Linked DNA regions of Homo sapiens: region 1 is linked to region 2. Evidence: chromatin contacts called from ENCODE Hi-C or POLR2A ChIA-PET data. All regions are on one chromosome and are shown on one strand. The core of a region is the stretch at or near the end of the contact, and the rest is flanking DNA. Distances in the headings are between cores, read along the strand shown. Region 1 holds the start of LINC02017 (long intergenic non-protein coding RNA 2017). Region 2 holds the start of LRTM1 (leucine rich repeat transmembrane protein 1).

Region 1 (5,761 bases), core at 2,874-5,373, 250 kb before region 2:
ATCACTGTCTTTCGTTTGCATTTACATTTCCTGAAATGCCATGGCATCGTATCAGTCTGCAGATGAAATGTGAATCTCGAAAGAAGAGTTACTTTATACAAAGGTGGAATCGGTTGAAGGTTGCATGTTTTGTTTTTACTGCATCCTTTAAAAGGATCATTAAAATGTTTCTGCTCAATGCAGATAGCAATAATTATCATTACAGGAAAGGCTTCAGATATTACATTTCACTTTTAAGAAAATGGGTTTTAGAATAAATATTAAATATATTTAAAATATATACAGTTTGACATTATTTTTCAAAATAAAAATATCTTATATTTTCAAAAACTGTAAGTTGAGATTTTGTTGCTTTGTTTTTAAGATTTGAGAACTAACTTCTTTCAGTATTATAATTCCTGGTGACATCACATTTACCCCAACAGTATTCAAATTATATATGTATTTTTGAAAATGAAGTTATTCAAATAAATTATTTTCAAATGTATCAACTTAAAACTATACTACTATTCTAGTGAGACTAACTTAAGTTGGAGACTAACTTTATAATTAATAAAGACATTTCAGTATGAAATGTGTAGTAATATACTGTGACTGCACATTTCTTTTTTTTTTTTTTTTTTTTTTTTTTGAGACGGAGTCTTGCTCTGTCACCCAGGCTGGAGTGTAGTGGCACGATCTTGGCTCACTGCAAGCTCTGCCTCCCGGGTTCACGCCATTCTCCTGCCTCAGCCTCCCAAGTAGCTGGGACCACAGGCGCCCGCCACCATGCCCGGCTAATTTTTTGTAGTTTTAGTAGAGACTGACTGCACATTTCTTTGGGTGAATATTACTGGGGAAAATAGTTAGAAAAAAGAAAACGTTTAAAATAGACCAAGTAGTCAAGAAGATAGAGAAATACAGTTTTTGCCCTCCTTTAGCTTTATATAGGAACTACTTATGCTTGTAAACATGAGAAAGACAAAGAATTCTTAGAGACTAAATGTTTCAAATGTAGAACTTTTAGACATTTGTGAGAAAAGCTGGCTTCTTAAAAAAAGTGCTTTTGACAAACAGTGCTTAAACAGAAATGCAGCCGTGTACAGGACTGTTTTTAGTTAAAAAATTTCAATGTGCCAACCAAAAAGCGATGTAATCGGTAACTGGCCACTAGGGGGCTTTCCTATTGGTCCATTCTTAAAAAGGACAGTAACTAATAATAAACAAACTGCAAAGATGTACTCCAATATTTTCTATCATACACATAGAAATAGCTGATTAGGAAGTGACAAGAGTCTGGCTATCCTATCATCTGGTTATTTAGATAGTATAAAAGTATTGATTAATTTTTTGCTTCTTCACTAAACAGAATTTTTTTAAAAAATCAACTGCTGTTATTTTGGGGTTTGTTTTTAGTTCAATAATGGTTGTTTTATCTGCTTCGCATAATCTTCTTTTGTTTTATTGATTTTCCCCAGAGATGAAAATAATGAACTTAATTTAATCCAACCAGTACATTGATTCAGTCTGTTTACTCAGATTAACCTAAACAGATATGCTAGCTTGTCAGAGCCTATGTTCATCATCTCTTTTGACAACTCTCCAAACTGTGGTCGTGTTGAGATCCAGTGGCACCATGGTGTGGTGTTCGATCAGCAAACCTTTGTTGAGCATTTACTATATACTGGATGCTGTGCTTGGTGCTAGGCTACAGGTGGAAACCAACTTAGTGTCATGGTCCTCACAGAGACGGCAAGGAACAAGATGAGAAAGGAAAGGGGTTTTGAGGAGGTTCCATTTGAGCAGAATCCTGAGTGGTACAAGGGAGAAAGCCATGTGAGTGTGATAGTCCAGAAGGTGGGATTTGGGATTTATTATTAGGAGGCCCGGGGTCAGGTCCCGTCTCCTTTACTCACCAGCTGAGTATGAACTTGGGGAGTTCGTGGACACTCTCTGACTTTGCTGTCTCACCAGGAATGTTAACAGTTCTGGCTCCATTCCCTGCAATTGTGCCTGCACCTCCTCCCTCACCAGATTTTGGGAGGATCAAATGAAGTGAGTGATTTGAGATCACAAATGATTTTTATTGAGTGAATTTTCAACTAGAAAACTTTGATAAACAAGATGCCTTCTTGTCCCCAAGTTTTAAAATATTTAATAATCAATAGCATGAAAAATGTTCCAATACATTAAGTTAACATTGTTTTTGAAAAATATCGTTTTTAATATGAATACATATATGCATAAGAGGGTTAGCCAAAGACATAATCCAAGATAGATATTTCTGGTTAAATTATGAATATTTTCATTTTTTCCTTTTTGCTTTTTGTACTTTCTGATTTTCTGTACTGGCCATGAAATGTTTCACAATAAAATAATATACTAATTAAACAAAATCATAAAGAAAAAAGATATTGATAGAGTGGGTGGAAAAATTCCATTTTCAACCAACATAAAATTTCTCTTTGTAGATGTTTTGTTAAATATTCATGTGGAGAGATTTTCATCAAAATCTTTAGATAATTTTCAAATCCCCACAAAAACCATTAACATCAAACTTTTTAAAACTTAAATCGAATTTTCCTTTTATAGTCTAAATCTCTTTCACCTGTTTGTTAAATTCCAAAAAGGAAATGTATTTCAAAAATGAAAATTATTTTTCAGTGTAATTATACATCTATGTTAACTTCTATGCTTAAACGTGTTCCTTTAAGATTTGTTTTTAAAATAAGTGACTCCTTCAAATGCCTCTCTGCCTTTGCATTTGCTGTGCATTAGGGTGACTTTCTGCTAATTTATACCACCTTTCAGAGTACATTCGAACAAGATGCATTTGAAAAATGCCCCAACATTATCCTTTCCACGGCACTCTGATTTTATGCATTTCCACCTTGCTTTCATAAACTATGCAACATTGACCTATCTGCTGATTTTTTCTGAATTCTCTTGGTGATAAGAAATTTGTTATACCTCCTTTTTTCGTTTTGCTTACTTTTAGGAACGCAAGTCCTGAATTAATAAGTTTTGGTTGTTAAAAATACAAAGGTCAGATGAAGTTCCAAGTCCATCCTCTCCTAGAGGCTGCCGTCAGTGCGTTGGATAGCATTCCTTTTGTTGCTGTTTTTCTAATACATCTGCATCCAGAGATACAGACCTAAAGAAACACATAGTTTGGGGTTGCTTCTCTTTTAAACAACATAATCTGAATCATATGAAGAAAGTATTGTTCCACACTTTCTTTTCCTCAAGATCTCTTGGAGATCTATCTGCATCAGGATGCATAGATCCACATAGTTTAAAAATAATCTGTTTCGAAGATGTATCCTCGGCCCTCTTTGGATGCCAAACGTTTGTAGGAACTTAACTATTAAGTGATCCAAATGTGTGATTTCAAGTCAGTTCAGAATATGCTAGACCCCCACTTTAAGCCTAGCACTGTGGATCCTGAGAGGAATGAGGTTATTACCCCTGCTCTGGAAGAGAATGTCAGATATTTCTTGAAAGGGGGAAGGAGGTAATAAATTCAAGGACTATTAACTCTTCTGCTGTATCATACATTTAATGTTTTAGAAATAAGCTGTTCCACTTTAAGAACAAAATAATTTAAACTCTAGGCACCAAGATCTAGAAGCTGGAAGCAACCTTGGGAAATCATCTTTGTCTGTCTTCTACCTTTAGACATTTAACTCAGGATGGAAAATTGAGTGGCAGGGAAAATGAACACTCAATTGAAACTGCGTACATGCCCAGAAAGAATCTAATGCTGCCTCAGAATCTGTTATGCTGATGTAGCTATTTCATTCCTCGGCATGTGTTTGGTATCTTGACTTTTCTTTATTATTTAACTAAGGAGGTGTCTCCTCATGTTTTCAAATAAAAGGCTTGATCAGTTTACTAACCTGTAACAGGGAGGTGGCCAGCGAGTTGGTGGAAATACCTGTTAAGAGGTAGAAGCTTTTTCATTGAGAGGCCAGGCAGGGCAGATGTTTGCACAGTTCTGAGACCAGCCTCATCAATGATGCTGCTAAATACTGCCACAGTTTTAGGGATGGTGAAGAGGAACCCCCACTCATTCCTTTGTACCCATCTTCTCTTCATACAGGTGCTCACATTTCTCCGAACTCTGTGCTTGGGCTTCTAAGAGTGCCAAAAAGGGTTAAACTGTGGGTGGTATGTTTGGTGTTCTAAACTGGTTTCATAGGAACGGCATAGGATACACGTAGGATTTCAGGTGAGGCAGAAGATGCAGAGCAGCGCTAAACTCTTCCAGACAGCGACAACCAACCTATAAGAAGCAGGCAGTCTTCTCTGTGCAGTTACAGCTCTACCAGCCCTAGGTCCCAGCAGTGCAGGCAAGAGCCTGCAGTGCTGGGTACAAGCCAGGTCGATCTATCAGAAACCCTTATCCTGTCTCCAGTGAACACTGAGCTTTCACAGAACAATTGTTGGAATGTAAGGAGAAAGAGTTTTCTCTCTGAGACAAGGAAGGTAATTTTAAAAATATATTGAACTATCAGAGATGTAGAGAAATAATATTTGATAATGCAACGTTTGACTCAAAACACCCAAAGTGCCTAAGCTTAAGCAGGACATTTGTGTCTTAAATAAGTTTATTTTAGATACAAGAAAATGAGTTAAAAAAACACACACACACACACAAGATATATCAGAAACCAATTATTAACATCACAGAAAGATCTGCCATGGCTAGCTTTAACATAAAATATCCCAATGATGCACTGATATTTTTATTTATTTATTCTTAAAATATGCCCTTTTTGGTTGTTTTTAGGAAAAAAATTGTTTTTGGATTCTTGAATTATAAAATATTAGAGCTTCATGTTCATGTAGCTGAATTCTCCCAGGTAATGTCACAGGCACGTAAAAAGACATCTTAATAGTGTTAGGAATTTTAAATGGTTTGTTAAAACACACATCAAATAAGAAAAATAAGGCAGAATCAATCTATGACTGAGAAAATTGTCTGTAAATTCAATTTGTTTTGTTTTAATTTGGACTTTTTAATAAGCAAGCAATATTTTAGGTCAATGAGATTCGATTTGTAGGCATAGATGTATTTTCCTTCTATACCACAAACATAGGAAATACTAATAAAAACCATACTGTGGAGCTTGCCAAGGTGATCTTCTTTATTATGGCCCTGATTTCTGAGTGCAGAAATCACATAGATATATTCCTAGCCTCTAGACAGTGTATACATTACATGTCTTATCAAAATCAAATACTCTAATCTAGTAACAACAGTATTTTTCATTTTAATTGATAAACAGATGGTATTTATGAATAATTTTATGCAAATAGAGTGTCACTGAAATTTTACTCAATGGAAAAAACAATCGCTCTGAGCCAGAAAACTTTTACCAAAATAATGTCAGATAACTTTGTTGGAAACTATGGCCATTTTTTCTGATATTACTATGGTTTGAATGTGTCCCCCAAAATTCATGTGTTGGAAATTTAATCCCTAATGTAACAGTGCTGAGAGGTGAGACCACTAAGAGGTGATTAGGTCATGAGGGCTCTGCCTTTGTGAATAAATTAATGTCATTTTCATGGGAGTGGGTTAATTATTGTGGGAGTAAGCTCCTGATCAAAGGATGAGTTTGGCCCCTTCTCTCTCACCCTCTCTTTGCCCATCTGCCATGGGATGACACAGCAAGAAGGCCCTCATCAGATAAGGCCCCTTGATCTTGGACTTCTCAGCCTCCAGAACCATGAGCCGAGTACATTTATTTTCTTTATAAGTTACCCAGTCTCATGT
Region 2 (5,660 bases), core at 3,001-5,500:
ATAAATGGGATTATACAATATGCTTCCTATTCAAATTGCTTTATTTTGCCTCCCACTTTATTATGAATATTCTCCCAGATGGGTATATTTAGTTCTAATTATTCTTTTTCATTTATTATTATTATTTTTTGAGACAGGGTCTCACTCTGTTGCCCAGGCTGCTGTGTAGTGGCGTGATCTCGGCTCACTGCAGCCCACTCTTGGGCTCAGGTGATCCTCCTACCTCAGCCTCCCGAGTAGCTCAGACTATAGGCGCTCACCACCACACCCAGCTAATTTTTTGTATTTTTGGTAGAGATGGGGTTTAACCATGTTGCCTGGGTTGGCTTTGAACTCCTGGACTCAAGTGATCCACCCACCTTAGCCTCCCAAAGTGCTAGGATTGCAAGCGTGAACCACTGAGCCTGGCCTTTATTCTTTAAATACCTGTGTAATATTGCCTGGGAGAAAGAGCTATTACATGCTGGATTTCAAGACATTGTCAATTTTATTGTAGGGTTAATAATCATTGATTTTTCATTTCAGGGAAATTAAATGGTAAATAGACTAACATATTAGAAAACATTCTGGCTTAAAAAGGGCAAAAGAATATGTCTCAGAAGCTTGGAAATTTTTGAAATCTCAGTGTGAATATAAACACAATTTTACTCTACGGGTGCATCTGCAGCTAGCTCCCATGTGGGAACCTGGGGTCCTGGCAGGTCTTGGGGCCAGGAGACCCTCATAGTGCAGTTCTCCTCTTTAAGGAGTGGCTCTGGCCTGAGCTGCATTCAGCATCTCTCCTTGGTTCCTCTTTTTGCAAGCATGGCTGTCTTGCCACCTCTTGGATCTGCTCACCACGGGAGGGAGGGAGAAAGAAAAGGCACTGCCTAGCATTAGCATGCATATCACACACCCTCCCTTTGTTCTCTTGGCTGAGGTCAGATGGAATAAATCAATCAGCCTCCACATCCAAGTGTCCGGGGCGGGCAGTCCAGGCCATGTGTGCATTGTCCATCTTTTAACCCCCAATTGGGGTCAGCATGAGTAAAACAGAACCAAAAAAACCCCTTGGGCAGTAAGCAGATGTTGCCAGGAACCCATTAGCTCTGGGGCTTCTCTAGGAGTTTCCTGGGCATTCGTGTTTTAGGTGGGAGCAGCCAGCTCAGACTCTTTGAAGTCTGTAAATCCATGCTGCTAGTAAGAGATGCCACTTTGTTTTTTGTTTTGTTTTGAGAAGGAGTCTCACTCTGTCACCCAGGCTGGAGTACAGTGGCACGATCTCGGCTCACTACAACCTCTGCCTCCTGGGTTCAAGCGATTCTCCTGCCTCAGCCTCCTGAGTAGCTGAGATTACAGAAGGCCACCATCACGCCCAGCTAATTTTTGTATTTTAGTAGAGATGGGGTTTCACCTTGTTGGCCAGGCTGGTCTCGAACTCCTGTCCTCAACTGATCCACCTACTCAGCCTCCCAAAGTATATTGGGATTACAGGCGTGAGCCACCATGCTTGGCCAAGATGCCACTTTGGATCTTTTGCTCTACCAGATATGTGCTAGGCACTTAAGTATCACTTGATCCTCCCTGCCTCCGGCGAGGTAGGTATTATCTACATTCTACAGATAGAATGCTGATGCTCAGAGAGCCTGGGATTTTCCCAGGACCATAGAACTTTAGGGAATAAGCAGCATGAAAGTGTGCTTCTTCATTTAGCTTTTAACCAGAAGTGTCCTTGACTGCCTTTGGTTCTCTGCCAGGGTCTTGACCTCCAACATCCAATTGTGCTGTCAATAGATTGATCATTTTCAGGCCCCCAAGTCTAAGATATCTGGATCCCAGCTGGGCCTTATAGACACAGCTAAATATCTCCACTATAACCTAAAGAGGTATTTAAATTCTCTGTCTGTCTAAGCCCCCTTAAAGCTGGTAAGTAGAGTGCCTTTCAATCCCATTTATGCTTTTTGACCAGAATGACAAGGTTCTGGACATAAGAAGGCCTTAAAGATCATCTTACCCAACCCCCTCATTTGATAGATGAGGCAACAGGAGAGTGGATATGTTTGCCTGGGTGGTGGGAGTTGAGGGTGGGTGACAGGTGGGGTGGTGGACTAGTGAGAGCAGTTGCCAGAGGATGGGATAACCAGAGTTTGCAGATCACAGCCTGTGGGCCGATCTATGCCTCTACCTGTTTTTGTAAATAAAGTTTTATTGGAATGCAGGCACACCCATTGATTTATGTATTGTCTTTGGCTGTTTCCAAACTATAACAGCAGAGTCCAATAATTGCAATGGAGACTGATGGCTCTTAAGGTCTAAAATGTTTACTATCTGGCCTTCACAAAAAAATGTTTCTGACCCCAGGGAAAGAGAGAGGCACACAGGTAGATATGAGTTATTAGTAACTTTCTAGTTCTTAGAAGGAGTGTTAAGTTCACAAGTGTTTGTTGTGTTATGATAAATTAATGATTGAATGCTAATGGGGGCCATTGATGGTTATGTATGTATTTCCATTAATAATGGAAATTATTGTCATTAAATTCTGTGCACCTGAAACAGATGGATAGGAAGGAGGGATTGGAAGGAAGGAGGGAAGAAATCATTGAGTTCTTAAGATTTAAGTGGCTCTTCATCACCTGACTTGCTTTGTCACCTACACCTGACTTTTGCCCATTGTATGTGTGATGCTCAAAAAAATGTTGGAGAGAAGGACAAAAGATGGCAGGTTGCGTAAAGTGGGCTTTCTGGAAGAGGCAGGATGAATATACTGGGTTATGTGGGGTGACAAGGGGCTTGGCCAAAGGATGAAAGAGTCCACAAAGTACAGGTTGTTGAAAATAATCAAAATTTGATGTTTTCAACTTCCATTCACAAAGGGCCTCTTCCCTTTGTACCTGCAGAGTGGCACGAAGGGCCAGGTTCCATGGCCCTCTGTCAAGACCTCCCTCAGGACATTCCTCCTGCTGACCGGTCCAGGTTGTCCTCAGAAGTTGGCAGCATACAAATCCTGAAAGCCTTTCTCATGCAAAATTGTGAACACTTATGAAGACACTCTGGGCCATGTCGTGTACTGCCATATTTAATCCTGGGCACAGCCTGGTAAAGTAAGGGCTAATGTTGTCCCCATGTCAGAGATGGGGCTCTGGGTGGGTAAGTCACTTGCCTGGAGACACGCAGCTGGTGATGGTGGAGCCAAATATCGACTCTGGACCCACCTGATTCCAGAGCCCAAACCCAATGGCTCAATTATACCTCCTGGAGCCAAGGATTGCACTTCATGCTGCTTCCATAAAAGCGTACACACAGTTACACACAGCAGAACATTTTGTTTTATCTAGAAGGGCAGCTTCAGGGGTTGAAACCCCACCTCAGCAAATGGCAGGGGATTTCCACATTCAAAGAAACGGTTCCAGTCCCTGGTGGGAAAGTTCCCTGAAGCTTCAATTAGAGAAGAGTCACAGTCGACTGACGCCTGATGCTCACAGGGGGCGGCTTTATTGTTTTATATGTGAAAAGTGAGGGAAGGGCCAGGACCTCAGCATCAGGGAAACGAAGAAAGATTAAGAAGTATTTCTTAAGTCACACTAACCAAAAGGTCAATTCAACTCGGGGGCTGGGGAGTGGGTGGGGTGTGGGGGCAGCAAGCAAGCAAGCAAGCAAGCAGCTGAGAAGTTATTTGTGGCACCAGAAGGAAGGTTGTGATGTCCACTAAAGGAAACCATGGCTATGAATTTCAGGGCATCAAGACCCTGTCAACACAGCTAATCCCCACAGATGTTGGCTGAATAAGACTTCGATGACCAAAGAAGTGCACGGTGCAAACCGTGTCAGCCTCCAGCAGGCCAATTTGTCCTCATATTACACACTCTGCGGGCTCTGCTGCTCGACCCCCAGGTGAGGGTCCCGTCCAGCATCCCCCAACCCAAAGAGGGGTGACCCGGCATGGTTAATAAGTCAACAGAATTCAGAAGCCACAGCCGGATTAAGAAGGCAGTTTTATTTTGGTGCCCTGTACTTCAAGCAGATTAAATAATCAAAAAGGCCGAGGCACTGGGGTCATGTTTGAATGCTACAGCTGTTCACCAAGGTTTGACAAACATTCTTTACGCGGCTCATCGTCTGAATGGGAAAGGCAGGGATGATCCTGGGGAGGCCAACATTTTAAGAAAGAAGAGGGGCACGATCCCAAGATCCTCTTATGGAAACTGATCCCAGCCAGATGGAGACAAGGGGAAGGGCTGCTTAAATAAATGGTCTTTTGAAAGCAACAACTGTTTTCTGCATTGAAGAAAAGCAAGGGCAGGGTTCAGAAAGACTGAATGTAAAGCTGGGCTCTGAGTCTGCCATGCCCTTCGTGTGTTGCTCTGCACATTAATTAAAGGGTCTACGAGGTCAGCAAGGACGCCCAAGGAGACTCAGTCATGAAAGGTGAGCCCTGATCAATTCCCGTTGGAAAAGTTCTTGTCTGGGAGAAAGATGGTATCCCCTCACAAAGGTATCTGCGGGAAATCTATTTTCAAGTCGTCTGTCTTAAAAGACTGGACAGATATGAAAAATGTCTCTGCATGGAATGATTTATGTTTGCGCATGTTGGGTGCAGAGGAAGAGGGTGGAGAGAAATGTATGCAGTCATGACATGAATATGTAGTTGGCATGTCACGGGCCATTTCATAGGAAACATGGTGCTTGTAGTTGGAGTTCGTATATTATTCCTTTGGGGGGAAAAGTGGAACCAAAGAAAGAATGAACAAATTGGCTACAATCTCAGAGAGGCAAGCCTTTCATTAATAGATCAGTGGATTCTGCGGCAAACATGTTCTCTGGTTTAAGAATTAATTTCCTGCAACTAATTAATGCTTGAGCCCCACAGCTAAAAATGAGGGGTGTCCGTTCATTACTGAGGGGAAGATGTTTTGGCTTTGAAAGGAGTCATTTAGATTATTTGCAAAATTATAGAAAGGAAAACAGTGGTTTTGCTCTTTGATATTCTGGAAAGGGGAAGGGGACTGTGATGTTCTGCATCCCTTAAACTAAATTAAACTGAGAAGACTCTCTTTCAGAAGGCTCTCTAAACATCTTCCCTATTGCCCTAGAGCACTGTTAGCCTCAGTAGAGAATTTAAGGAAGAAAGGGGAAAAGGCTCAAGTGCATGACAGCCATGCTGTGTATTTCCCTAGTTAAGGCCCAAAACAAGCAAGCAAGCAAACAATCAATCAAACAAAGCCCCTTTCAAGAGCTTCCACTTTGAGTAGATAACTATTTTGAGTTTTGGATATTACTGTGTGGCTCATGAATTCCTCTACCACTTTATAGTAAAATGCCCTTGGCAGATGTTTGTCATATTTTGAAATTCAAGTCTCAAAAAAAAAGAAGGGAGTGTTACAGCTACTTTGGTGAATGACAGAGCAGTATCTAAGAAAATGTGAACTTAATCTCCTCTCTGAGCCCTGTGAGAAGATTTCTCTGGATTCCAGAGACCCTCTCCCAGTTCCTGCACAGCCAAGGCAGTCTGAACAAGGATGCTGTTTTACAGCATCATTTAGAATGAAGAAAAAAACTGCAACCGTTCAACTACCCCTCATAAGAGTGGGGGTAAATATTAATACTAAATGTGGCATGCTCTCACCATGGAATATGCTACAACAGTTAAAAGGAATGAATTAGCTTTCCACGTATCCATGTGG

What was found. A loop is a pair of places that touch in the nucleus more often than their neighbours do. ChIA-PET counts read pairs that join two places held with the same protein, here RNA polymerase II (POLR2A). Pooled maps may share reads with other maps.
Region 1: a loop to region 2 is called in a pooled map of adrenal gland, with 4 times the contacts of the local background. The contact joins the promoter of LINC02017 here to the promoter of LRTM1 in region 2. A Hi-C loop is called at or near these places in 3 of 168 maps with a recorded cell type or tissue (CD14-positive monocyte, dorsolateral prefrontal cortex and heart left ventricle) and 4 of 50 pooled maps. POLR2A ChIA-PET finds 5 or more read pairs at or near these places in 2 of 52 experiments (BJ and WTC11).

Annotation. Positions count from the first base shown.
Region 1 is chr3:55,176,534-55,182,294 of GRCh38, reverse strand. It overlaps LINC02017 (long intergenic non-protein coding RNA 2017), which reads right to left and starts at 4,123. Exons shown (of 3, transcript NR_147142.1): 1 at 3,879-4,123. All of the region lies in intron 2 of LOC124906243 (a long non-coding RNA gene), which reads left to right.
Region 2 is chr3:54,926,649-54,932,308 of GRCh38, reverse strand. LRTM1 (leucine rich repeat transmembrane protein 1) reads left to right here and starts at 4,250. Exons shown (of 3, transcript NM_020678.4): 1 at 4,250-4,404. The coding sequence starts at 4,398. All of the region lies in intron 27 of CACNA2D3 (calcium voltage-gated channel auxiliary subunit alpha2delta 3), which reads right to left.